Linked DNA regions of Homo sapiens: regions 2, 3, 4 and 5 are each linked to region 1. Evidence: read pairs that join two places in POLR2A ChIA-PET (ENCODE). Cell type or tissue: CD4-positive, alpha-beta T cell. All regions are shown on one strand.

Region 1 (5,000 bases):
AAAAAAAAAAAGAAAAAAGCACATCCCTCAACCACGTGCTGGTGCACACGATGACATGGGGAAGGGGGGAGGCAAGCCGAGTGAGCTGGTCAACAGACGTAAGGGCTGGGGCTGGGGGATCCCTACAATGACGTCCAACAAGGGGGCAAATGATCACAGTCCTGTCCCCAAGGAGATGACAGCCCGGCAGGCCTCTAGCCAGTGAGCAGGGTTGGAGGGGAGGTCCCAGGGTAAGGAGGCATATTAACACCACAGATTTATGGGACACTCACCTAAGAGGGTCCAACCTCACCAGACACCCTGCAGACATCAAGCCACACTGCATCAAAGAGAACAAATGCTGACGGGCTCAGCACGCCCAGCTTTCACCTCCATTCAGTAACCTGTTTAAGTATCTCTTCCCTGCTTCTGCTTTTTTCTGCGTTTAGAAAATTAGAACATTTGCCTGTCTCCAATCTTCTGACACTTCTCCTCTCCTTCAAGACCCCTCAAAGAATACTAAAGGGGCTTCTGCCAACCACCTGGACAGGCATGTAATCCCATGGAACCTCGAGCTTGGATTGAAAAGCAGCAAGGTGCTCTCCCACTCACTTTTTCCCATGTTGAGCTTCAATTCCTTCTTCACGACATTTGTTCTGAAGCCTCTACTTTCAAGATTCTTCTTTTTAACAAACAAAACAAAACACAGACGTTCATGACAGTTGATCAACTGTGCTCCTGCAACTGGTCCCATCAGAAACCAAGCACCAAACCCACTCTCTCGGTCCATTTATCTCAAACAGACCAAAAACAGGATGAATGTTTCTTGTTCTTAGGCCTTAGTAGAACTTTGAGACTAACCCCATGTCAGCTGGGTTTCCGCCTTCTATGGGCTAATCACACACACATATGCCACTCTTACGTAATCCTGAATTGTATTCTATTTTCCTTGGCCTCCAGCACTCAAGTTTAAAGCTCAGGAACTGTGCACCTCAGAATTTCATGCTCTAAAGAGGAAAGGAAACAGATGAATGCTAATGGCAATCATTTACCAACCCTATCCTGGGTACCACAGACCAGACTAGGCCCTCTTTATGCACTATCTCAATCAATCTTTACAACAAGACAACACCTCATTACCCCGTTCACAGCAGAGAATTAGGTGGCGTGCACAGGGAGGACAGAGAACAAGGTGTGCAGTTGGAACCGGAGCCTGGGGACTCAGGATCCCTTCCTTGGTGTTCACCCTGGGCATGTGGCCCCCGTGCCGGAGACCAGGGAGAGCCAGACTATACGGTGCAGCCAGGCTACATGGCTGCACTGACCCTCTCTTCTCACAAAGTAAGGGCTCAGGAGGAAAACTGTCATGGTCTCTGTCAAATGCTGGTGCAAAGACACATCTAATGATACCACATGAACAAAGATGGTGTTTCCAAATGACAGATTTCCTTATTACCAGAAGCTACGCTGACCAAAGGAAACTCTTGGGAGGGATTCTTACAAACTTTGCAAAATGTAGTGTTTGAGTGTTTCTCTCACTGTTAAAAAAAAAAGTTATGTCATTAATGATTTTCAATCAAATTCCCTGATCCTGTCTCCATAGCCAAGAACATAGTGGCAAGATGGCGGAGGGGAAGGCCAGGTAAGGACCAATGGCTTCTTGAAATGGATCTATCTTAACCACTTTTAGGCTTGAGGTAGAGGGAAGCATCCCTCCATGCCAAAACAACCCAGTGACCTCTGGGCTGCTATTGTACCATTTATGTAAACATGGTAATTAGCTTTTTATAGGCTTTCATATAGTGGTATTCCGTTTTGTTTTTCTGCTTTAAAATAGGAAGTTTTCAAATAACTCATCAGCTCGTGTTTGGTGTGGCAGATAGACAGACTAACGAAACACTAGGAAGCAGGAACATGGGAAACAGACCCAGAGGCCTCTGGGAATTCAGTGTATGATAAAGGCACTATCTCAAGTCAAGTCCCCAGGGAAGAGACAGCCTTCTCAATAAATGGCCATGGGGTACTCTGGTTGGCCATCTGAAAGAAAGCTGGAGCCACATCTCACGCCCACAACAGGATAAATTCCAAAGGTATCCAAGATTTACAATGAAAAAGTAAAAGTATAGAAGGACATATGGAAAACACCCTTTATAACCCTGAAGGAAGAACTTTTTTTTTTTAAACCTAGGACTCAAATTCCAGAAACCATAAAAGAGGGATGAATTCAACTACATAAACATAAAAAATTTTCTTACATGATAAAATATACCACAGATAGATTCCAAAGACAAATAAAAAGCTAGGAGAAAACATTTGCAACTTAGGACACGAAGGACAGACAGGACACAGCGAGAGCTTCTTAAATAAACTTGACACAAGAAAAGACCAACACACCAAGAAAACCGTGGGCCAAGGAAAACCAGGTAAGAAAATATAAGGCCTTCAAACTGATGAAAAGGGACATCTGAACTTCACTAAAATGATACTAAGATATCACCTCTCACCTTTCAGACCACTGGAGATCAGAAAGTGTGATGACAACAACCTGGTATAACTTCCTGATTTTCAAAACTGTGCTGTGGTTAAGATGTTAACATCTGAGGAAGCTCGGTGAACAACTCAGAAAAATAAGGTAAGAACATTTTGTATTAATTTCCCTAAATGTATTTATCTATGAAGAACCACAGCTACTGCTTTGCTGCCTGGTTCATCTGCTTCAAAATAGACACCCACAGTTTATTTTCATTCTGTTGAGATTCACCGTCCACATAAACTTAATCACCAGCAACCTCAGTGGGTTCACCACAGGCTTCCCCCATCAAAGTAATGCATACATTTTGTCTTTACTCCAAGCTTACATGTATCTTTGGGGAACTTCACTATTCATATCTGATTATATGAATCAGATATGGAAGATGAAAACAATTTTAACCCTTATTTCTTCTCTCTAAACCAGACCCCAAACTGGTTCACTGTTTAAAGTGTACAATTCAGTGCTTTTTCTCATTGTTAAAAGCTAGACTTGTGGACAGATCTCTTCATTTTATAAAAAGAAAAAAGGAGAACACTGAAAGAAGAAAAAAAAATGACTCAGCTAACCCAGTTTCAAGAATATTCTGGATGTACAAACAAGAGGCCACAGTGAGGCTATCCGGGCTCCCAGGATAGGAGGGAGGCTTCCCTTGAAGTATGGTTTTGGCTAACTTATTTCTTACCTACACGTTACTCTTTCAAATACATTTTTTCAACAAAATCATCATATCAGAAGAAAACAAACATTACAACAAGCGAACATTAGCTCCTACTCCTTTCATAGAATATTAAATCCTAAAGATACTTATGTTCAAAAACACATCTTCTGGAAGTAGGGGATGATTTAATATTGAGTCTAAAATAGATGGATCAAAACCATAAATTAATAAAAATGTGGTTATAATTTTCTTCTCCTAGGAAATGAACCAAATTAGATCACTATAGCTAGTCAGCCCACAGTCAAACCTGACTTGGGACGATTAAACACTTAAAGATCTGCTGTTAGTGCCGGTAGCTTAAAAAAAGTTGCGAAGCCATAAATTAACAAGCAGAGTCCACACCAAATTGCTGAAAGGGTTTTTTTTCTGTGCCAAATTTACAAACTGGTTTTCTAGAAGCATCTTGTTTCTACAGGAGGACAAAAGCTGACAGGAGGCCACAACATCAGGTGTTTTGTTTTAACTGATCATGGTTACGAAAGACTTTGCATCAGCTCACTAAGCCTAAACAGGGAGGCTCCACACAGTCGCTGCAAATCCAGCCACTTCCTGCCTCACTGTTACCATACTCATCTCCAAAAGGCCACACAGGGACTCCAACCAGACCAGGCTCCACGCTCCATTCCAGCCATCCTGACCCTAAGACGCTGTCAAGAGAGCAGCCTCCCTCACATGGGTGCAGAGAATTTAAGAACCTCCCTTCTGCTAGCCCGCACAGCCTGGCAGCCTGCTGCTTGGCCATACTGGTTTTTTCCCCCTTAGAAAGACCTGGATACCATTTCTGCCCTTGCATTGCACAATATGGAACCGCATGGCTGGCAGTCTCTTCCGGTCCTAGAACTGTGAGTTCAACACACACCACCCAGAAATAGCACAAATTGGTTATTTCCTGTGCAGAAAAGAAAAATCAGCCAAGGCTTCAGAATCCCATTTTAAAGGTTCCCCTTAAAACACTAGTATAGGAGCTGAAATAGGGGTGTCCTTTCTAAGATCCTGAATTTGGCCAGACAGAAAGGATTAGAAATCAATGTCAACTTTTTTCTTGTGGGTGGGGGAGATGCTGAAAGAAAAGATGGTGGTACAAACTGTGAGTCAAAGGCCTAAAAAGGATAATAAATTTTTATGTCTTAGAGACATAAAGTTAAAATAAAAAAGGGACTGTGATGACTAAATCCATTTCTGCAAGACTATGCTTGTAACCATCATCACAGCAAACACTCACCCCAGCTAGGGGTACTGAACCAACCACAGATAAGTGCTGACACTTACAAGTAACATGCTTAATAAAATTTATTTTATCAAGACAACTCCTGAGAGGGCAGACTAACCTGTGAACTGTCACCACTAATGTCTATAAGTGTTCTAATTATATATATTTCCTTTCCATGGAATCAAATGTATACTGCATTTACCTGCGTCAAAGAGAAATGCTTAGTTATTTTTCCAATTCATTTAATTTATCTGATAGAGGTATGAGAAAGTACAAGGGAAAAAAAAGAAAGGGAATAAACATGATGCCGAGAGCTTCTGGAATAACACTAAACTACGGGATACTCTTCCTTGCCAAATGCAAAAGGAAGAAAAGCACCATCTCCAGCCTTCCAGCTCCCAGGCTCAGTCCAGACGCTGCCGATCTGAACACCTGCGTTCTGTGCCACACACTCATGTCCCCAGGCCCTCTCTGCAACCGGTGCCAATAATACCCCATGTGCTCCCTGCTCCAATGCCCCCATTCATCCATATTTACATACATGACCCTTAAAACAGCAA
Region 2 (5,000 bases), 130 kb before region 1:
GGTCCTCTCCCTCTCTAGAAGAAATGGTCCAAGTTACAAGGCAGACACTACTGAAGCTCCAGAGAAGTCTCAGTAGCTTCTAGTTTCTGGCATTTTGGTCACTGGCATTTGGCAAAATGGCCCTTGATTTAACCATAAAAGAGGAATTTGCTGATACTCAACCAGGTGAGACTATTTTTCTCTGCCTAGTTTTGATATTCTGCCCTCCAGACTGCAGAAGAACTTAATTGCCCTCTGATTTATATGATCATAGAAGATCTCAAAATACACACACACACACACACACACACACACACACACACACACACACACACATATATATATATATATATAATGTATGTACTGAGAGTAAGAGAGAGAGCCTTATATCAATGCCTAATTCATTTAACTCTGGGGAACAAATATAATCAATTTCCAACAGACAGCTCTAAGATTTGTGAAGTGTTGGATGAAGGACCTTATTCAATAATCATTTATATTGTTTTATATCCAAGCTTCAAACCTCCAAGAAGGTGGGGGTTCTGGAAGAAAGGCTGCCTTTGGCCAGGCTGCAGGAAGCTGCCAGGAAGCTGGGGCTGAGGCATGGCTGGAAGAGGGCCAGAAAACTCATTTGCTCCACTCCATCTTGCTAACATTGGCTGCTGTTATGTTTCATTATAGCCCCACATCCTGCTCATCTCTGCACCTTTGAGATGCCTCCCACATCCTCGATTCAGGTCACACTGAGGCTTACTGCTTCTGCAACCAGCTTCTATCACCAGCTTCCCACACCTGGCCCACCTTTTGAAAACAAAACAGGTCGGGAGCAGTGGCTCACACCAGTAACCCCAGCATTTTGGGAGGCCAAGGCAGGAGGATCGCTTGAGCCCAGGAGTTGGAGACCAGACTGGGCAATATAGCAAGACCCTCTCTCTACATAAAATTTTAAAAACTAGCTGGGCATGGTGACATGTGCCTATAGTCCCAGCTACTTGGGAAGCCGAGGTAGGAAGATCACTTGAGTCCAGGAGATTGAGGCTGCAGTGAGCCATGATGGCACCACTGCACTCCAGCCTGGGCAAAAGAGGGAGACCCTGTTTCGAAACAAAAACAAAAACACAAAGAGATTTCACCTATAGGAGGTAGGTCTTGACATCTCGGGCATATTCTTCCTCTATGCTCAGCCTTTTGGTTCCATCCTCACTTAACCATCATTTATTACACAGAGCAGCCTCACTGTGTGGCAATGTCTGCTTCTACTGGGTCTGCACATGTAAAGGAAATCAGTGGGCTTAGAATTTAAAAATAAAAAGCTCTGGCCTCATTTGGTTGAATTAATTATGCCTTTTCATTTGTTTGAATCTTCATGACAACTAAAGTCCGCCCCGACTAGTTGTGGACGATGTCTGCCAGCTGCCTACAGAATCCACCCTTTTCCTTTGGAATTCCCTCCTTCTCCTGACGCTGACAATACCCTTGCCCTTCAGAGGACCTGCCTTCCCACTCTCCATTGGACACTGTGGAACTTCTTGGCGTCCAGTCCCAAGGGCACAGCCACCGCAGGACTTCACGTCTGCCTGCCTGAGCAGGGCTGGTGTCTTATGAATGGCAGCTGAGACCCAGTTCAGGCTCACGACCTCATATCACAGGTCAGAAAACAAAAGAACAATTGAGTTCTTATGAAAACTTGCCAGATTTCCATACAAAAGTTTCCTTCTTGAAATCCCTTTTTTTTTTTTTTTTTTACTTTTCATCATAGAAATGAACTCAAAGGAAAATGACTAATCACCGACCTACTCAGAATCATTGGTCCCCGGCAAGCAAGGGTGATCCTGCATCAATCTATTAATTTTCATTTCCAGGGTTCTCAGATGTAAAACAAATGTTTGATGTAATCCGCAACACTGCTCTGTTATAATTAAACAACCTCCTACTGCCTAAATTGGCAAAGCACTCCATCGATCAGTGATAAATGTGGTCCTTGGGAGACTGCTTTTATGTTTGTTTCACTCATGGGAAAATGGCCACAACCCTTTTGTAAGATTCCTCGGCTGCTGCTCTCCCCAGGTTACAATCATAGTAACTGCTGCTTCTGGGATGCCTCGCTGTAATCCTCATGTTCAATGATGGCTCAATGGATATGTGCTTGAAGGAGAGTGAGTGATGGGGAGTCTACAGTTATGAATAAAATATATTCAAGTCAATAAACCCTTCCTGGGTTCCTTTGCCTCACCATTTTATGCACAATTTATGAAGCACCCTACACATACCAGGAGCTATTTGCAATGTTTAAGATGTGGGAGCCCCCATAATTCTAAATATGTCATGTATCATCTACTTTCCTCTTTGCAAAGTGGAGGGGTTGGATTCCTGCCAGGCCTGATAATATAGATCTGCTGTTCACACATAGCATATAGGAGGCCCTGATGACTTCCTACTCATCGCTTCCCTCATTGTCCAATTGTTGGGGCCATTGGGCTGCTGTATTCAGGCCAGCCCTTGCCCTAGATCCTAGGATCCAGCCAGACTTGAGGCAAGGAGACACACTGCTGTCAGTGTTCCATCACCCCTATGGTTAGGCCTCACTGGCTCTGCCACAGTTCAGACACCAAGGCTCCTGCCTTAGTTTTCTAAGAGATGTTCCCTACATTGCACCTGAATTCATCCAGTTCATTTTCACAGAATATACTTGACCTAGTTTAAGCAGAAAGGGATGTATCACAGGCTACTAAATGGCTTATGAAATCCTTGGAAAAGCTGAATAAATAGACCTTAGGGGGAGCCCCTAGAGCTACTCTCAAAGCTATCTAGCAGAACCTGGCCACATTTCCAACCAGGAAGCTGCCTGCAGAATCAGCAAACAGCCCCCACATCCGCTGGCTTCAGAACCACCCACCTCTGCTCTCCCCACACAAGTGAGCAGACATCTCAGCCCTGCCTTTCTGGCCACCTGACTGCTTGCAAATTAAATCTCTCCCATTTGCACCAGGAAGAGGGCCCTAGATGATGTCTAGAACTTTAGTTTCTGATGACTCTAAGGAATGAGATTTTTCACCTGCTCAGCCTCTGCAGTCTGGGAAAAACCAGAAGTGTGTTGGAAGTGACACTGAATGATCTGGCCCTCAGATTTGTCAGTTTCCCAAGCAGCAACTTGGCCCTTGCATATATTGATTTTTAAATTTCTGTAGTTTGCTCAATCACCCAGGGCTCTGGGAGCCCATTTCTATTGGCTGGAAACCCACTGGGAACCAGCTACCTGCTGACAAATTCCAATCCTATTACTATTTTGTATTGAATATTTACTCTGCACAGTTCCTAATTTTCTGCGAAATGCCTTTTCTCTTTACCACCCTTTGACACAGTTACTGCTCTGTAAACTGAAACACCACTTCTTATGGCCGCAGTTGTTTGTGCTACGAATAAGTAACTCCCTAAGCTCAGCCCATCAGATTTTCTCTCGAATCTGTGGGCTGGAAATCAAGATGGTTGAGAACAGCTCTTCTCCTAGTGGCGGAAGTGGTAAAAATAATCTCAGTGTGGGTGTGGTGGCTCACACCTGTAATCTCAGCACTTTGGGAGGCTGAGGTAGGGGGACCACTTTAGGCCTGGAGTTTGAGACCAGCCTGGGCAACACAGCAAGAACCCATCTCTACAAATAAAAAATTTGTTGGGCATGGTGGCATGTGCCTGTGGTCCCAGGTACTTGAGAGGATGAGGCAGGTGGATTGCTTGAGTCCAGGAGTTCAAGGCTACAGTGAGCTGTGATCACACCACTGCACTCCAGTCTGGGCAACAGAGTGAGATGCTGTTTCTAAAAAAAATAAAATAAAATATGTACAATTTTTTAAAAAGAATCTCAGGAGCTCTCAGGCGTAGATCTCTCAGGCGTCCAGCTCTCAGGATGCCTGGTCCTGTAAGGGCCTCCAAGAGTGGCTGGAGAGCGGGGCGTGATGCCTCTTGGGCCACCTTGCAAAGAGCTCACAAGTTCTGCCAGTGAAGATAGAACCATCTATCATGAGAGTAAAGAATCAGTGGATGAGAAGATGGAAATAAAGCCATGAATTGGAGAGGGTGTCCCAAGGCCATTTCCATCTCTGGTTTCAGCTTCTCCTGCATCCTTGCCGCATTCTAGTTTCAGGGCTCCATGAGGTATCTCCATGTCCTTGTTATGTTCCCATTTCTCTTATTTTGCTTTAGTTTGAGTTGGCCTCCTCTCACATGAAACAGGGAGTCCACAATACCATTGACCCTTGAACTACACGAGTTTGAATAGCATGGGTCCACTTATATATGGATTTTCTTTTACCTCTGCCACCCCTGAGACAGCAAGACCTATCCCTCCTTCCTCTTTCCCTCAGTGTACTCAACATGAAGATGATGAGGATGAAGACCTTCGTGATGATGCACTTCTATTTAAGGAATAGTAACTATATTTTCACTTTCTTATAATTTTCTTAATAACATTTTCTATTCTCCAGCTTACTTTATTGTAAGAATATAGTACATAATACATATAACATACAAAATATGGGTAATGCACTGTTTATGTTATTGGTAAAGTGTACAGAGCACCTGTGACATAAGTAAGTCCATCTTAGAAAAAGACTCCATCTTACATTTCAAAAGGCATCATGACAACAGGACCAGATGTTCCCCTAATCAATAGAGACAGCACCTGACTGTCTCTATGGCCAGAGCATAGCCAGACACACTCTTTATTATCAATCAGTCCTCGCCAGAGGACTCAAGGGCTACAAAACAGCAGGAGTCCACCAGCTGGACACCGCTGTTTTATGAAATACCATCCTGCTATCACTCGTGATCAGCATCTGGCATCTGTCACTGAGGGCTCTGTCCAAATCGAGGGCTCTCCCTTACAAGACGCTGCTGTGCACCTAGATCTGCCCAGGACCCTCTCCTTGTCCATGTCACTGTCCTTGGACTGATTAATTAACCGCTTTCCTATCCCCTTTTCTCTTGATGTTAAATGTTGCTCTGTTTGATGTGGAATGTTTAATCTA
Region 3 (5,000 bases), 140 kb before region 1:
TCTGTGCAAGTGTGTAAAAATGTGTTTATGAGTTAGTGTGTATGTGTTGAGTAGAGGTGTGTGTATATGTGTATGTGTGTTGGGTAGGGGTGTGTGCAGTAGGTGTCTGAGTGTATGGATGTATGTGTGTTGGTAGGGGTGTGAGTGTATGTGTGCTGGGTAGCGGTGTGTGTGTGTTGGGTAGGGGTGTGTGTATGGATGTGTGTTTGTGTTGGGTAGGGGTGTGTGTATGGATGTGTGTTTGTGTTGGGTAGGGGTGTGGGTGTGTGTGTGTTGGGTAGGGGTGTGGGTGTATGTGTGTGTGGTGAGTAGGAGTGTTTGTGTGTGAGTGTGTGTGTGTGTTGGGTAGGGGTGTGTGTATGGATGTTTGTTGGGTAGAGCTGGATTTATGTGGATATGTGTGTGTGTTGGGCAGGTGTGTGAGCGTATGAATGTGTGCATGCTGGGTAGGGGTGTGAGTGTATGGATGTGTGTGTTGAGTAGGGCTCTGTGTAGATGTATGCATGTTGGGTAGGTGTATATGTGGATGTGTGTGTGTTAGGTAGGGCTCTGTGTAGATGTGAGTGTGTGTTGGGTAGGTGTGTGAGTGTGTGGATGTGTGTGTGGTAGGTAAGGCTGTGCTTATGTGGATGTGTGTTGGGTAGGGGTGTGTGTGTACGGATGTATGTGTTTTGGGTGGCGGTGTGTGTGTGGATGTTTGTGTGTTGGGTAGGGCTGTGTTTATGTGGCCGTGTGTTGGGTAGGGGTGTGTGTGTATGGATGTGTGTGTGGTGGGTAGGGCTGTGTTTATGTGGGTGTGTGTTGGGTAGGGACATGTGTGTATGGGTGTTTGTGTGTTGGGTAGGAGTATGTATGGATGTATGTGTGTTAGGTAGGGGTGTGAGTGTGTGGATGTTTGTGTGTTGGGTAGGGCTGTGTTTATGTGGCTATGTGTTGGGTAGGGATGTGTGTGTATGGGTGTTTGTGTGTTGGGTAGGGCTGTGTTTATGTGGATGTGTGTTGGGTAGCGGTATATGTGTGTGGATGTTTGTGTTGGGTAGGGCTGTGCTTATGTGGATGTGTGTTGGGTAGGGGTGTGTGTTTATGGATGTTTGTGTGTTGGGTAGGGGTGTGAGTGTGTGGATGTTTATGTGTTGGGTAGGGCTGTGTTTATGTGGATGTGTGTTGGGTAGGGGTGTGTGTGTGTGGATGTGTGTGTGTAGTGGGTAGGAGTTTGTGTGTGTATGTGTGGTGGGTAGGAGTGTGTTTGTGACATATGTGTGAGTGTGTGTGCTGAGTGGAGCGTCCGAACAGAACACTTACAAGGAGCATGTGCATGATTACATCTGGAAGTGAATATTCAGAATGAAACCTCCCTTTCCATTCTTTGGTAGCTGAACTTCCCAAGAAAGGTATCCTGTAATAGAGCCCCTCAACTCTGAATATCCAGCTTTCTAATCAGCAAGAAAAATAAAATCCTGTCGTCTGCCTGGGGTCACAGGGATTTACTTTGCAAGTAGACACACACTCCTTTCCCCAGTCAACTAAAGATTTGAGGTGGCAAGGATAACAGGGTTGGGTTTCTCTACCTTGACTCTCTGGGATCTCACTGGGCATGTAGTGAGGTGGGAAAAGGTATGAAACCCACTTCAGGAGACCAGAAACTGGCAGTCGCACTACAGATGGAGTCCTCAGGGCAGACAGGGGAAGCTTTAGAAGTTATTTTGACAGGCTTGACGAATGCAAATTATATTAAGAGCTTAGCTATATGATAGGTTGGTCAGGGAGGGAGAATTTTTTGTTTTTTCAAGTACAAGGAACTCTAAGCTCAGAGGAACAGATGTGTAACTAAGAGTTACACTTAACCCATTTAGCAGTCATTTCCTGAGCACTTGTAAAGTGATTTGCTTTTAGGTTAGAAAGATGCTGTGTATTGATCTCAGGAAGAAAATCGGACTCAGGCTAGGTTCTAAGTTTATTCAGATAACTAAGAGATCCAGGGGCATTTTAAAACATCATGGTTGGCATGCTAATTACTTAAACAACTTTCTAATTGTCCTATTGTTTTTGAGCAGCCTTTCTAGCTTTTAACATTTCTTATCCAGCTGTATTATATTTAAAATGTTTTAAAGGTATTCTGTCTTTTCTCATAGTCTTAAAAGACTTCTTTGTTATTTCAAATGGAGTTTGGCAGAAAGATTTGTTTCCCTCTAGGCTGATTTCATTTATCTAAAGTTGGCCGAGAAAATCGTCCCCTTGCTGAAAGCACGCCTTCAACGGGTTAACCCTGAGGTTGACTTTTCAGTCATAAGGTTGCAGATTCTCCTTTGATCTCACTGCAAGCAGCAATTTTACCCAGCTTGGCAAGTCACAGGCCTGGGCGTCAGGAGGTCCAGAGCTCAGCTGCAATTTCTCTGCTAAGGATCCCTAGCAGACATGCCCTTGGGAGCCTTTCCTTAGTGCCAATGTTTCCGTGCTCTGTGTGGCAGGCAACAGGCAAGGCGACAGCCCTAGATTCATTTAGTTCAGCTGTGAAACTTCCAGAGTGCCCAAGTGATATAGGAGTTAATAAGAAAGTACTTAAGCAGATAGTGAGGGTACAGAAGTCCTCAGTAAGGTTTTCCTTTTAGTGAAAAGCAGCCCCCAAATCATTTTATTTTCTAACAAATAGCAGCCTGTAAAATCGAGCTGCAGACATAGACAAGCAAGCTAGAAGCTTGCATGGGTGAATGCTGGCAGTTGGGCCAATAGAAAAAGGCTACCTGTGCCTAGGCATGATCAAAATGGTGGCTCTACCTTCTCTTCTCTTTTCCAGCCATGTGTATAGTAAGGAGCAGACAAGATGGCACTGTCCAAGTGGCAGTTCCACTTACATAATAAGATTAGGGTGGGGCAACCAGCCTTCCCTCCCCAGGTAAACGTCACACCTGGTCAAACCAATCTGGGGGCCTTATGTAAATCAGACACCGCCTCCTCAAGCCTGCAGTCCACTGTGGGCTGGCTTTTCCCTTTCAGATACCTCTTTCTCACAAGAGAGAGCTGCTCTCTCTCTCTCCTTTCTTCTGCCTATTAAATGTTCTGCTCCTTAACCCACCCACATGTGTTCGTATCCTTAATCTTCTTGGCGTGAGACAACAAACCCCTGGTATTTACCCCAGACAATGATGCTGCTTCACAAACAGCACCTAGTGGAGTTCTTAGATCTTGCAATACCACCTTCTGACCCTGACACCTTTGGTTTTCTTAATGGAAAAGACCAGCTCCAGAAGTGGGGGCCCCAGGAGGTGAGACCCAGTAGCCTGATGATGATTTCTGTGCGGGGACATTAATGACTTTGTTGGATGAGCTGAAAATTTCTGAAATTTATCCAGGGGTCCCTACTTTCCCCTTAACTCCTGATTATGGATCTATCATTCGTGAGTTCATCTAGAGTTGTAAAACCGAAAGGGATCTAGGAGCACATCCAACTGGTCATATCGCTTATTGAAGACACGAAAGCTGTGGCCACCCAGAGGCAAAGACGCTGCCCCTTTTCTCTTTTCTGGCCCCTTACTGGTCTCAGGGTCTGCACCCAACCTGGAGTTACCAGCACTTTTCCACAACTTGAAACTGTCATCTCTTTGTGCTTCTGCCTCTTTGACCTGTTGGAATAAGAAAGCCTTGAGTTGTTCTACCAGCTTCTTAGAGTGTTAACTGTCTTGCCCAAAGCTGTGTTGCTGGAGGATCAAGAGCTTCTCCCTTTAGAATTCCCAGACTGGAGGGGCAGACATGATTGCCGGCCACCTCCATTGCAGAGAGTAAGCTTTACAAGGGAGGTTCTGGAGTCTGGGTGCTCCAGCTATTGTATCCTGAGTACCAAGCACATCACTTGGCACAAGGCGGTCTTTCAATTAGTGCAGTCTTCTAGAGTAAGGAACAAATGAAGTCCAATCACTCCCATTGGCATTCCTTCTCAGGAATATTTCCTAATCTTCTCAGAATGTCTCCAAGTCCAGGGAAGAAGAATGGTTGTTTTGTTGCCACCAAGTAAATCTGTCTGTCCTTTCTGCTCATTGTGCTGACCTCTGTCTCCAAAGAGAGAATAGGGCACCACTGGAAGCACAGAATTCAGTGCACTGGATCCACTCACGCTGAGTCCTGCCAAGGCTAATGCCTCAAGTCTTCCTTATTTCCCTTTGAGCAGGTCATTGTGTGTGGCCAATCCTTCCTTGTTCTTCTGCAGCTTTTGCACCCACGTGACCCTGGCCCCAGTGAAATGGGTCTTCTGGAGCTGTCTTGTACTGACTGCCCTGCGTGTGAGCAGGATCAGGCCTCCAAAACACATAATCTTGTTCTTGCAGCTTTGTTATTTTTTTTAAGGGTTGGTGAACTTGGCTTTGCTTTTCAGTGTCATTCCCATGGAACTTCAGAGAACAGAAGCTTTTTAAAGCACACACTTCCTGGCCAGGCGTGGTGGCTCACGCCTCTAATCCCAGCACTTTGGGAGGCTGAGGCGGTCGGATCACAAGGTCAGGAGATTGAGACCATCCTGGCTAACACGGTGAAACCCTGTCTCTACTAAAAATAGAAAAAAATTAGCCGGGCGTGGTGGTGGGCACCTGTAATCCCAGCTACTCAGGAGGCTGAGGCAGGAGAATGGCATAAACCTGGGAGGTGGAGCTTGCAGTGAGCTGAGATGGCACCACTGCACTCCAGCCTGGGCGACAGAGCGAGACTCCGTCTCAAAAGAAAAAACACATACTTCCTTTGGTGACATCAGTAGGTTGCCTAGGTCCATGAGGACAGCAGCCACCACTGGGGGGGACATCTGCCACCACCCGGAGCCCAACTCAAGCCCAATGGGCAATGGGAAGGAGGTGGGCAGAACCAGATGCTGGCCAGGTTGGCCATGTGGCCTTTTCCTTTTTCCTCTTTCAGAAGGAGAAAAACCAAGGTCCACTTTTTTTGCCACATACTCATGGGACAGAGGGGGTTTTTTCCTTTGGGAAGAAGTCTAAACAATGAAGTGGGGCGTGGGGCCA
Region 4 (5,000 bases), 61 kb after region 1:
AAACCAGCATACAAATAACTATAATATAAAACTAAATATGAACAGTACCAAAGAAAATATGTCTAGAGAATCAGGAGAAGCTTTAGGCTTTATGAAAGGTGGTGGCATTGGCAATGACCTTGAGAGATTACATGGTGGGAAGCTGCCTTTAATTTGGCTGCCCCCCTCTCTAGCCCCTTCCTGGTTTTAGAGAAGCCTGTCTGAACCCTGGAGGGAGGCAGAGTAGGCACCTTGGTCCCTCCATTCCCAGAAGCCCTGTGAGAGTGAACAGCCTGGGATTGGCCAATGGAACCCTCCCACTCAAGACTGTGAAACTGGAGAGGGTGAAAAGGACAAGAGAGGGTGAGATTCAATTTGCCATGGCTGAAATAGTCCCAGCACATCCCTCCCACAGGAATTAGCCAGCTCCATTCTCACCCCTTCTGCTCTCCAGTTCCCCTGTGAGCTACTTGATATTCTTCTAGTAAATTCTCCTATTCTGCTTAAGGTACCCAGAGGCACTTCCTCTTTTTGGAACCCAAACCCCTGAATAATGCAAATGGTAGGATTTTGAAAGGTGGAGATAGACAGGGAGAAAATTCCCAGCGGCAGGAGTTCAGAACTCTGAGGCAGACAGGGGGACGTGGGAGGACCCTGTAGGGACAGAGAATGGCCCACTTGCCTAAATGGAGCAGAGGCTGCACAGAGCGGATCGCGAGGCCAAGAAGGAAAGCAGTTAAGTGTGGACATCATCTGGGCTCAGCCCAGGAACACTCATTTGGTGCATGCACGGAAGGACAGCTGGAGACAGGAAGAGCAGACAAAAGTTCGCATTTCCAAGAGAGTTCATAACCCCAACTGGGGTGGAATGAGTAGATGGGAAAGTGTTTTAGGAGAAATGGAAGGGGAGGCTCAAAATGAATTGGCAGCTGCTTGGATGTGGGGGACCAAAGAGAAAGAGAATGGGGCACAAATATAACCTGAGGCTTTGGATGTGGGAAACTGCAAAGACAACGGTGCCGAGATCAGAAACAGAAAAGTGGGGAGGACTGGCTTGTGAGGGATGAACGGTTTTGTTTTTGTACATTTGTTAAATGTAATGAATAGTTATTGCCAACTTACTACATGGAGAGGGCACTGCAGGAGGTACACAAATGAGCAAGCCACAGTTCCTGCCCTCACGTGCCTCTGTGCTAGAAAAGTTGCTATTACTACTATAAATACCCTGCTGGAGTAATGAGCCTATTGCTCTTTAATTGTATCATTCATCTCAGCGTTGATATGAACGCCCTGAGGGCAGGAGCCAAGCCTGGTTTTCCTGTACAGCCCCGACCATTCTCCGGCCTACCCAGTACAGAACAGACACTTTGCAAATCTTTCACGATGGATGGAAATTCCACACTTACGAGTGTGTCAAAGAGGACAGAGAGCATTAGTGAAGAGACTTAAAAAGAGGCCATTAGGAACTCGCTATGAGAATCTCAAAACAGATACCGGTGGACGTATAGATTTTTGCATTTCATTTCACCTACATGAAAACATGGGGAAGAGACGAGTCTTAAGACGGCACGGTGATTTCATACCCAAACTACAAAGTACCTTTTCACTACCTCTTCAGACCCAAGAAGGGGCAGCTTAGAAACACATGAAACCCATCTCTCAGTGACTGGCAGGATTAACTTTTTACAAACCACCACTACAAAGAGTTAAAGTTCATAAACACCCCCCAAAAAAGTGGGCTGTCCTCTATGGATGATCAATACGATTCTCCTGCCTCTCTCTAAGAATTGTGATCTGGACTTCAGGAAGTAACTATGCTTTATCTAATTGTGTAAATAAAGGAAAAACAGATGAAGTAACACTATAAAGTTGAATGTAAGTTAGGGTATCAAAAAAAAAAGGAACGGAAGTGCACTTAAACACCGACCTGTTTTTCAGTATGTGTTTTGTCAAACACTTCCTGTGGTGATCAACGTTACACATCATAACTTTAAAATTTAACAGGTGCTTGAGCCGAAAAATAAAAATGATCACAATTTTACATTGTTTTTGATTGTTAGCAGCAGGGTAGAGTTAGTTTCAGATAGGAACAATTTTAAGAGAGCTCTGTACCTTTAGAAAAGCTAAAATTTTACGCAAATTGCCATTTTGAAATCCACCTTAGGTGAACATCATGGATGAGACATTTATGTTAGCTACAATAACCCTCAATTAATCAGAATGCCTCAGGAAGGAGTTGTTTTGCTAAATTAAATTTTCGTGTTGGTTAAAGATCAACCAGAAATTCCCTTCAGCTGGAACATAAATTGAAATTAAAAATATATGTACGTATATTGTAGGCAGATATCTCACCTTGGAAAGCACAGTACAGTAAATGAAATGAGTCCCTTTTTGATGTGGGGTGCCTCATAATGTCTCTGAGTCATCATTCTGAACATGCATCCTCATTTTATAGTGTTAAGTGTGTAGAAGATTGAGTGGAAGAATCTGTACTAAGTCAGAGCCATGCTCAAATTACTTTTTAAAAAGTTAATAAAATTTGCTTGTTTTCCTGCATTTGCTACCTTTTTCTGAAAGTAAAGTGCTGAGCAGGAGATTGCCATTGAGTGAGGGCTCCAGTTACTTACAGCCTAGTCATTCAGTGCTTACTTGCATGTTTTAAAAGGGAAGACTTCTAGCAGGAGCGGTGGCTCATGCCTGTAATCTCAACACTTTGGGAGGCCGAGGTGGGTGGATCACTTGAGGTCAGGGGTTCAAGACCAGCCTGGCCAACATGGTGAAACCCCATCTTTACTAAAAATACAAAACTTAGCCAGGCATGGTGGCACGTGCCTGTCATCCCAGCCACTCGGGAGGCTGAGGCAGGAGAATCACTTGAATCCAGGAGGTGGCGGAGGTTGCAGTGAGCCGAGGTCCTGCCACTGCATTCCATCCTGGGCGACAAAGTGAGACTTCATCTCAAAAATAAAATTAAAAAAAAAATGAAAGGGAAGACTTCTAAAATATAAAGCAATTCTCAACTAGAGTACTGGTAAGTGGGATGTTGCTTTTTTTAAAATCACAGTCTTCACTAAAGAACAAATAGGTTAATAGGAAGATATGTTTTAGAGACACTGTAACATAATCTCTTTTTCACTCTGCAGTGCACTGGATGGCTTTCTCCTGTGAATTCAATGCAAATCCAGCGGAGAGTAGGCTGCATTGAGGAATAATCCCGTGTAGCTTCCTGTCTGTGGTCTGCATTGCCTTCCCTCCCATCCATGATGCTATAAGCTCTCTTTCCTTGGAGTTCCTCTCATTCTCCGAAACTCTGCCGGGGCGTATAGCCAAAAATGCCTTGTTTTCTAGTAATTTATGTCCATATGATATTTTAAGATCATAAACTGATTCAGGACAAAATTATTATTATTATTATTTTTTTCTTGGAGATGGAGTTTCACTCTGTTGCCCAGGTTGGAGTGCAATGGCATGATCTCGGCTCACTGCAAACTCCACCTCCTGGGTTCAAGTGATTCTCCTGCCTCAGCCTCCTGAGTAGCTGGGACTACAGGCACATGCCACCATGCCCGGCTAATTTTTGTATTTTTGGTAGAGATGGGGTTTCACCATGTTGGCCAGGGTGGTCTCAAACTCCTGACCTCAAGTGATCTGCCCGCCTCGGCCTCCCAAAGTGCTAGGATTATATTATAGGCATGAACCACCAAAATTATTTCTTTGACTTCCCCAGAGTATCTCACTGACACCTCATACAAAGTTGGCAGTTAATGATGATTCTTGAAGGAAAGGCGTGGGATAAAAATATACTATTTACAAATAACATTTTTAAAATGCAAATGGGTTTAGCTACATATCATTGTAAGTTTTTATTATTAACACAATAGTTGTTAATAGCTATCATCTGTTGCATTCTTACCACTGGCCAAGCACACTATCTAATCCTGACAACCCCAGTGAGGGAGGCATGAAGGTCCCCATTTTATAGATAAGGAAACTGAGGTTGAAAAGCTTTAAAAAACCTGTCTAAGGTCACAAAGCAAACAAATGGCTGTGATTTCTTTCTCATGATGTCTCCTACAAATATCTAATATTGATTTACAAAGTATCTGAGAAGTGCAACCATGATCAATAAATTGCACTTATTTTAATATCCTATTAAATCACTTTCATGTTGAGAATTCTTAACAGTTACTGATTTCACCCATTTTACTCTAGTTTTATCAGACACTTCCCATGTCTGCATTGGGCCAGGGGCCTCAGGGCATAGGGAGGTGTTAGAGAGGACTGACACCTTTACCTGCAGGGACTCTGGAGAAGTGACCCCTCCTGAAGGCCAGCACTCAGAGCCACACTGGATGGGGTATTGTTTCCTATGACTGTCGTAGCAAGCCACCACAAAGTTGGGGCCTTAAACATCACAGTTATGATCCTTCAGTTCTGTGAGTCAGAAATTCAACCCAGGTCTCTCTGGGCTAAAATCAAGGTGGCAGTGGGGCTGTGTTACCTTTGGGATGCTCTAGGGGACCATTCATTTCCTTGCCTTTTCCAGCCTCTGGAGGTCACACACACTCCTTCTGCGACGGCCTTTTCCTCCACCTTCAAAGCTAGCAGCGATGCGTCTTTTCTGATCCTGCTTCCATTTCTGAGTCTCTCTCACTGCAGCCCGGAAAGTCACCCTCCCTTTAGGACTTGTGATGGCATCTGGACAATCCAGGGCTGTCTCTCCATCTCAAAGTTTGTAGCCTCTACAAAGTCCCATTGCCATGGAAGGGAACATTCACAGGCTCCGGGGTTGTGGGCAGGGGCATCTTTGAGGGGTCATGATTCTGGAGCATTATTCATGGACAGACTTTAAATCCTTTATGGAGGGCATGGGCAGAACCAGGATGCCACTGAGAAGATGAGAAGGAAAGGGAGAGCTTCTGGCCTCTGGAACCACTGGAAGAGAGAATTTGAGGAGGAAATAAGCCTGCTGTATACAAGAGAATGAGGACACGTCAATCCTCCTGTGAGTGCTTTCTGGA
Region 5 (5,000 bases), 360 kb before region 1:
AGAAATTTTAGAAAGAAAAATGACAGCATTTATTAAAGTTGATGTGATTTTTTCCCCTTATTGGGATGAGTTTGGACGATGTGTGTCAGCATTGAATGAGCCTTTTATCAAGTCCAGAACAAAAATGAAAAAATGAAGAGCAGTTTTCCTTTGATTTTCATTAAATGATCGAAGGGAAATACGACTGGAGAAGAGTCATTAAACAAAATGTGTCATTCACTTGATTCTTATCCTCAACTGAGCAGTCAAGCAAACTGTTAATTTCAGCACTTATCAGAACAAAAGTTGTCAGTAATTTTTAACAGATTCCTTAGTAATATAAGGTTGTTACTTGTGCTTTAAATTTTTTTTGCCATGATTCTGTGCTTTAGTTATGCAGCTTGTAATATTTCCTTGGATGGGAGCCAGAAAATCTGCCTTTGATAAGACAGCAGAATTGAGAGATCTTAATTGAAGCTTTTTTTTTCTTTTTAGAAAAATTGGAACAATAAGAAATAACCCACCACACATTTTCTATATTGGTCTAAAAACTTGTCCACCAGTGATTATTTTCTTTAGACAATAGAATTTATTTATGAAAAGAAAAATGTCTCAATTCGATAACTTCCCTAAGGCAATAGCTTACAAACAAGAGCTCTCAACATGTGAGAATTATGCAATCTCTTTGATACTTTTGTGATATCTTTGAGTGTGTGCTTTTAAACTGGATGGAGAAGCACAAATAAGAATTCAATCCTAAGAATTTACTAATAATTTATTCTTGTCAACCTGTGAAACCGCCTTGAAAATAGTGGCAAAGGGCAAACATTTGCCTCTCGGGCTGCTTGCAGGTGACTCATTCTGGAATGGTTCCGTCCTTCAGGTTGGTCAGCAAGTCAGGTGATCCGCGTGCCTGCATTACTGTGTCAGAAGGTCAAGCGTAGGCCTGGCTAAAAAAGCGTGACGGTGGAAATTGATGGAACTCCGTCTAGCTTACTTTTCCTGACTCAGTGTGTGATAAAGATGATCAAACAACCATCTTGACACTGACAAGATAAGAATGTAACTGGAAATAGGTTTACTTGACGTGCTTGTCACTTTGAGCAAAGTGGCCCCCAAGAACTAAAGATATTTTTGGAAGTTACAGGTTATATTTGTACAGGGAAAGAAAGAAGACAGTGTCATTCTAGAATCCTGAGTAAATGGATTGTATGTGGGCTTTTTCTCTTTTACCACACTCCCATTGCTTAATACTTTGATTATATGCCATTTGTTTAATTTTAACTCTGTATCTTTAAATGTTCTTTGAATAGATGGCAAATGATAATTTAAATTCTAAGTAAGAATACTGCTTACTGGCTAAACAGTAAGTTTAATCTGGAATGGCATAAAATATTAATGATTAGTAAAGGACTAATTTGGGGTTGTAAGGAAAGATTTGTTACCTCATTCTGCCTCTGCTTGCTGGTTTCTCTCTCGCTTAGGAATGCAGGCCTCATGCCTCTGCTGCATTTTGCTGCTTAACCCCCAGTGCCTAGTGTAGAACGGAGCTTAATGGAAAGTTCCTGAATAAGTGGATGAGCCAGTACACTGGGTAGGATTTTCACCTGCTACAGGTCTTTAAGAAGCCTTGTGGGCCAGGCACGGTGTAATACCAGCACTTTGGGAAGCCTCGGCAGGCTGATGGCTTGAGCCCAGGAGTTCGAGCCCAGCCTGGGCAACATAATGAAACCTCATCTCTACAAGAAATACAAGGCTGCAGTGAGCTGTGATTATGCCGCTACACTCCATCTGGGGTGACAGAGTGTAAGACCTTGTCTCAAAAAAGGAAAAAAAAAAAAGGCCTTGTGCTCCTGCCCAGCCCTGAGTCAGTCCAGCAGGTGCTTGGGAGCACCCAGGCAGCTGGCTCAGCATGTGGCCCAGCCAACGGCACCCACATGGTCACTGCACTCTATCAGTCACTGTGCTCTGTCACCCATTACTGCAAGGAGGAAAACAGGATGACATGCATACTGAGGAGGACCCCACAGGCACTCTCCCCTTCCTGTTTTTCAGCTTTGTATGTGTGGCTTCTCGAAGAAGTGAGGAGTATAAGATAGTTTTTTAAAAGTTTAATTACTTGAGCGTATACATATGAAATCTAAAACTTGGCTGCTACATATTGAAGAAGAACAAAGCAAGAAACTCAACCTATTTTTCGTTTTTTAAATTAAAGGTTTCAGCACGCTGCATTTGAAGTATTTTTTAGTCCATCTTATGCCCGTCACTGCGTATGTCGGGCAACCATGCCTTTGCTTCAGTTCAATTTCTTTGAAGTACATTTCCTGTAATAAAACGGTTTGGCCGTTTCCTCTTGGTATAAGTAGCACACCACATTTCATTTTAAGCTTTCAGATAGGGACTATTCTAAGCTGACAGCTTGGATTAACATTTGTTTCCATGGCCCCGGATGCACACTCCACAGTCCTGCGCCTCCGCTCCTCACTGAATTGGTTTTCTCCCTGCACCGCGTTTTCCCATATGTAGCTATATTCCCATTCCCGAGCGGTCTTGACTCTAAAATCATATACACGGTAGAGAAGGAGCCCTGAAGGTGAGTGAGGGGAAGTCATGAGTCAGAGACGGCTCCAGCGTTTTCACGACAGACAGTTCGGAGGAGCCACGGTGCTTATGAGCAGTCGTGGGAAGGAAAGAGTCTCAGCTGTGCCACGGCACTGGGTGTGCCACTTGGGGACTGAGGCTGAAGACATGGATATCGTGAGCTCAGAGAAATGAGGACAATTGGAGCGGTGTGAGAGGTGCACACAAATAACTCTGAGATTTACAGTGCCGTCCCCTAGCTGAGTTGGTGAGGGAAGAAGAGGCGGAATGACAAGAAGTGTTACTTGGCAAACAAGACATCTGTGCCGCTCCCGCCAGTCTAACAGCATCGCTCCTGACTGAAGGCAGAACTTGCTCCTGCTCCCCAGCTGCATGGATGACTTTCCTGAGGCACTTCCTATGGGCGGCAAGTACTAAAGACGGTCGGTGAGCTCACAAGGGGGAGCCCCAGGGTTCCCACCCTTGCCCTCAGACTCTCCCATCTGATTTTGTAGTCTGCAAGGGGAACTTGAGCTTTTGAGACCCTGGAAGTTCTTAATGGGGGAATTCGTCTGCATTGTAATAGAAAGCCCTTTCACTCCAATTTAAGCACGCTCAGGGCTTTCTGGAGATGAGAAACCCCTGCTTCAGGGGCTTCTGTCTAATGACCCTTCATATTCCCTTCAGTTCAGCGACCATTAAGGAAGTGCATTCTGTATCCTAGTGCTGTGTCTGTGCTGGGGACAGGGCAGGGATGGAGACGGTGCCACCTGGCACAACACCTTTCCAATTAGTATAATGACCATAAAGCTGATGTCTCAGATTTTATTTAAAGCACTTTTGTTCCTAACTGAATAACTTTTAAAATGAATATTTCAGTTCTGTGTTTATTACCTCTCACTGGACGTTTTATATTCAGATCACACTGCCCTGCTCCTGGGACATCAGTGTGGGCTGGGGACCAGTGGCACCTTAGGGCAGCAAGAGGGTATCAAAAGATAAGTGAGACTTAGGGTCAGAGCAGATCCACAGAGACAGAAGATGCTGATGCTCAGTCGTTTTACCAGGGACGCTGGTCAGGAAGAGGATGCCGTGATTGTGAAAATTCCTGGAGCAGGAGACAAAGTTTCATTAATATCTCTTCTCGCTCTTGTGGAGCGGTCCTCATGCGTTGGGCCTGTGACTTCACGAAGCTGCTTTCTTCCACCTGGACCCTGATACAGTACCCAGAGAATGCCATGATTATAGCCCGGTGGGCTCTTCTTGCCGACTGCCCTGAGAAAACCAAGGCACTGAGAACAACAGGTGTTACAGCGAAGAGAGAGTTTAATCACAGGGCCAGCCACGTGTGAGAATGGGCGAGGTTTCTCAAATCTGCCTCCCTGAGAACTCGGCGGCTTGAGTTTTTAAGGGTAGTTTGGTGGGTGGGGGCCTGGGGAGCTGAAACGATTGGCTGGGTGTGAAATCATGGGGGTGTCTAAACTGTCTTCAGGCAGCTGAATCAATTCATGGAAGCCAAGTCTGAGGACCGGGTGACATCTCTTAGTCTGTCTGCCAAAATGCTAAATCTGAAAGATACCTCAAATACCGTTTCCTTAGGATTCACAATAGTGATGTTATCTGTAGAAGTTGTTGGAGAAGTTACAAATCTTGCGACCTCTGTTTGAGTGACCCTGGGGCAGGAAGCAACATATAGAAAAGCCAGCTAAGCTAAGCAGTTGGCAGGTCATTGTTTATGCTTATTCTTTAGCAAAGTTCAGACCCTACCATAACTCTAACCTCGGCTTAGGAATGTGGCTTCAATCTCGAAACAAGGAGGGGGGTCAGTTTTCCTTGCCTCATCGTTTAACTATAAATTCCTCTCCTAGTTATATTGGCCTCTGCACTAAAATAAGCAAAAACAATAAAAACAAAAATTGAGCCTGTGAGGTTAGATGGAGCCAGTCATATTAGATTTCTCTCATTATTACAATTCTGCAAAGGCAGTTTCACGGCCATCTCCCTCATGGTGTGGTTTTATCTGGACTAATAGAGGTAGTGCCTGCCCTGCTTTAGCAGCTGCTGGAAGCCGGTAGCTCCTTGCGCTTTTGCTTCTCAGAGATAGAATCTCAAGTCACGTCTTTAGCTTGATTCTAAACAAGGAGCAGGTTATATAGCTCTTGACCTCAAGTTAACTAGTGACTCCTTGGTTTCTCCAGCACTCATTCAAGAGTGGAGAGAAGAGCAAACAATAACAGTCCCAAAACCTGGCACATGCTTTGATGGTAGACAGAGAAAATATTCAAATGAGATGTTTGACTTTTTCCTTTTGAATCTCTTTATATTATACAGCTTTACCCAGAAATACCCACCAGTAAAGTTTTTATCAGAAAAGGATCGGAAAAGAATTTTGGTAAGTTTGCACACCTGAATAGTATTTGTAATATTAAGAAACTTTCTTT

What was found. ChIA-PET counts read pairs that join two places held together with the same protein. Peaks named below come from ENCODE experiments on the same cell type or tissue, not always from the same donor. Only the 100,000 strongest peaks of a DNase experiment are listed, where the experiment ranks them.
Region 2: POLR2A ChIA-PET joins it to region 1 with 25 read pairs; 7 of 35 experiments call an interaction of 5 or more read pairs at or near these places.
Region 3: POLR2A ChIA-PET joins it to region 1 with 14 read pairs; 7 of 35 experiments call an interaction of 5 or more read pairs at or near these places.
Region 4: POLR2A ChIA-PET joins it to region 1 with 10 read pairs; 10 of 35 experiments call an interaction of 5 or more read pairs at or near these places.
Region 5: POLR2A ChIA-PET joins it to region 1 with 13 read pairs; 2 of 35 experiments call an interaction of 5 or more read pairs at or near these places.

Annotation. Positions count from the first base shown.
Region 1 is chr2:105,796,430-105,801,429 of GRCh38, reverse strand. The region is part of intron 1 of NCK2 (NCK adaptor protein 2); the gene reads right to left. Among named protein-coding and RNA genes, the nearest start is that of NCK2, 54 kb to the right of the region's middle. RefSeq lists an enhancer at 340-509 and silencers at 700-759, 780-869. In CD4-positive, alpha-beta T cell, no CTCF peak of the experiment used is centred here; DNase peaks (open chromatin) are centred at 859, 2,649, 3,719, 4,029 and 2 weaker places; H3K4me3 peaks cover 2,500 bases; H3K27ac peaks cover 5,000 bases.
Region 2 is chr2:105,925,343-105,930,342 of GRCh38, reverse strand. LOC105373530 (a long non-coding RNA gene) reads left to right here. Exons shown (of 3, transcript XR_923142.3): 2 at 1-165; 3 at 1,359-2,255. Among named protein-coding and RNA genes, the nearest start is that of ECRG4, 140 kb to the left of the region's middle. In CD4-positive, alpha-beta T cell, no CTCF peak of the experiment used is centred here; DNase peaks (open chromatin) are centred at 632, 2,852 and 3,472; H3K27ac peaks cover 2,931 bases.
Region 3 is chr2:105,932,024-105,937,023 of GRCh38, reverse strand. All of the region lies in intron 1 of LOC105373530 (a long non-coding RNA gene), which reads left to right. Among named protein-coding and RNA genes, the nearest start is that of ECRG4, 130 kb to the left of the region's middle. In CD4-positive, alpha-beta T cell, no CTCF peak of the experiment used is centred here; DNase peaks (open chromatin) are centred at 1,743 and 2,303; H3K4me3 peaks cover 1,241 bases; H3K27ac peaks cover 3,438 bases.
Region 4 is chr2:105,735,838-105,740,837 of GRCh38, reverse strand. No RefSeq gene overlaps it. Among named protein-coding and RNA genes, the nearest start is that of NCK2, 6.6 kb to the left of the region's middle. In CD4-positive, alpha-beta T cell, no CTCF peak of the experiment used is centred here; DNase peaks (open chromatin) are centred at 1,187, 1,927 and 2,367; H3K4me3 peaks cover 1,449 bases; H3K27ac peaks cover 2,981 bases.
Region 5 is chr2:106,158,009-106,163,008 of GRCh38, reverse strand. UXS1 (UDP-glucuronate decarboxylase 1) reads left to right here. Exons shown (of 15, transcript NM_001253875.2): 5 at 4,891-4,951. Among named protein-coding and RNA genes, the nearest start is that of UXS1, 34 kb to the left of the region's middle. RefSeq lists enhancers at 1,672-1,761, 1,772-1,831. In CD4-positive, alpha-beta T cell, no CTCF peak of the experiment used is centred here; DNase peaks (open chromatin) are centred at 1,928, 2,298, 2,628, 2,998 and 2 weaker places; H3K4me3 peaks cover 3,436 bases; H3K27ac peaks cover 4,628 bases.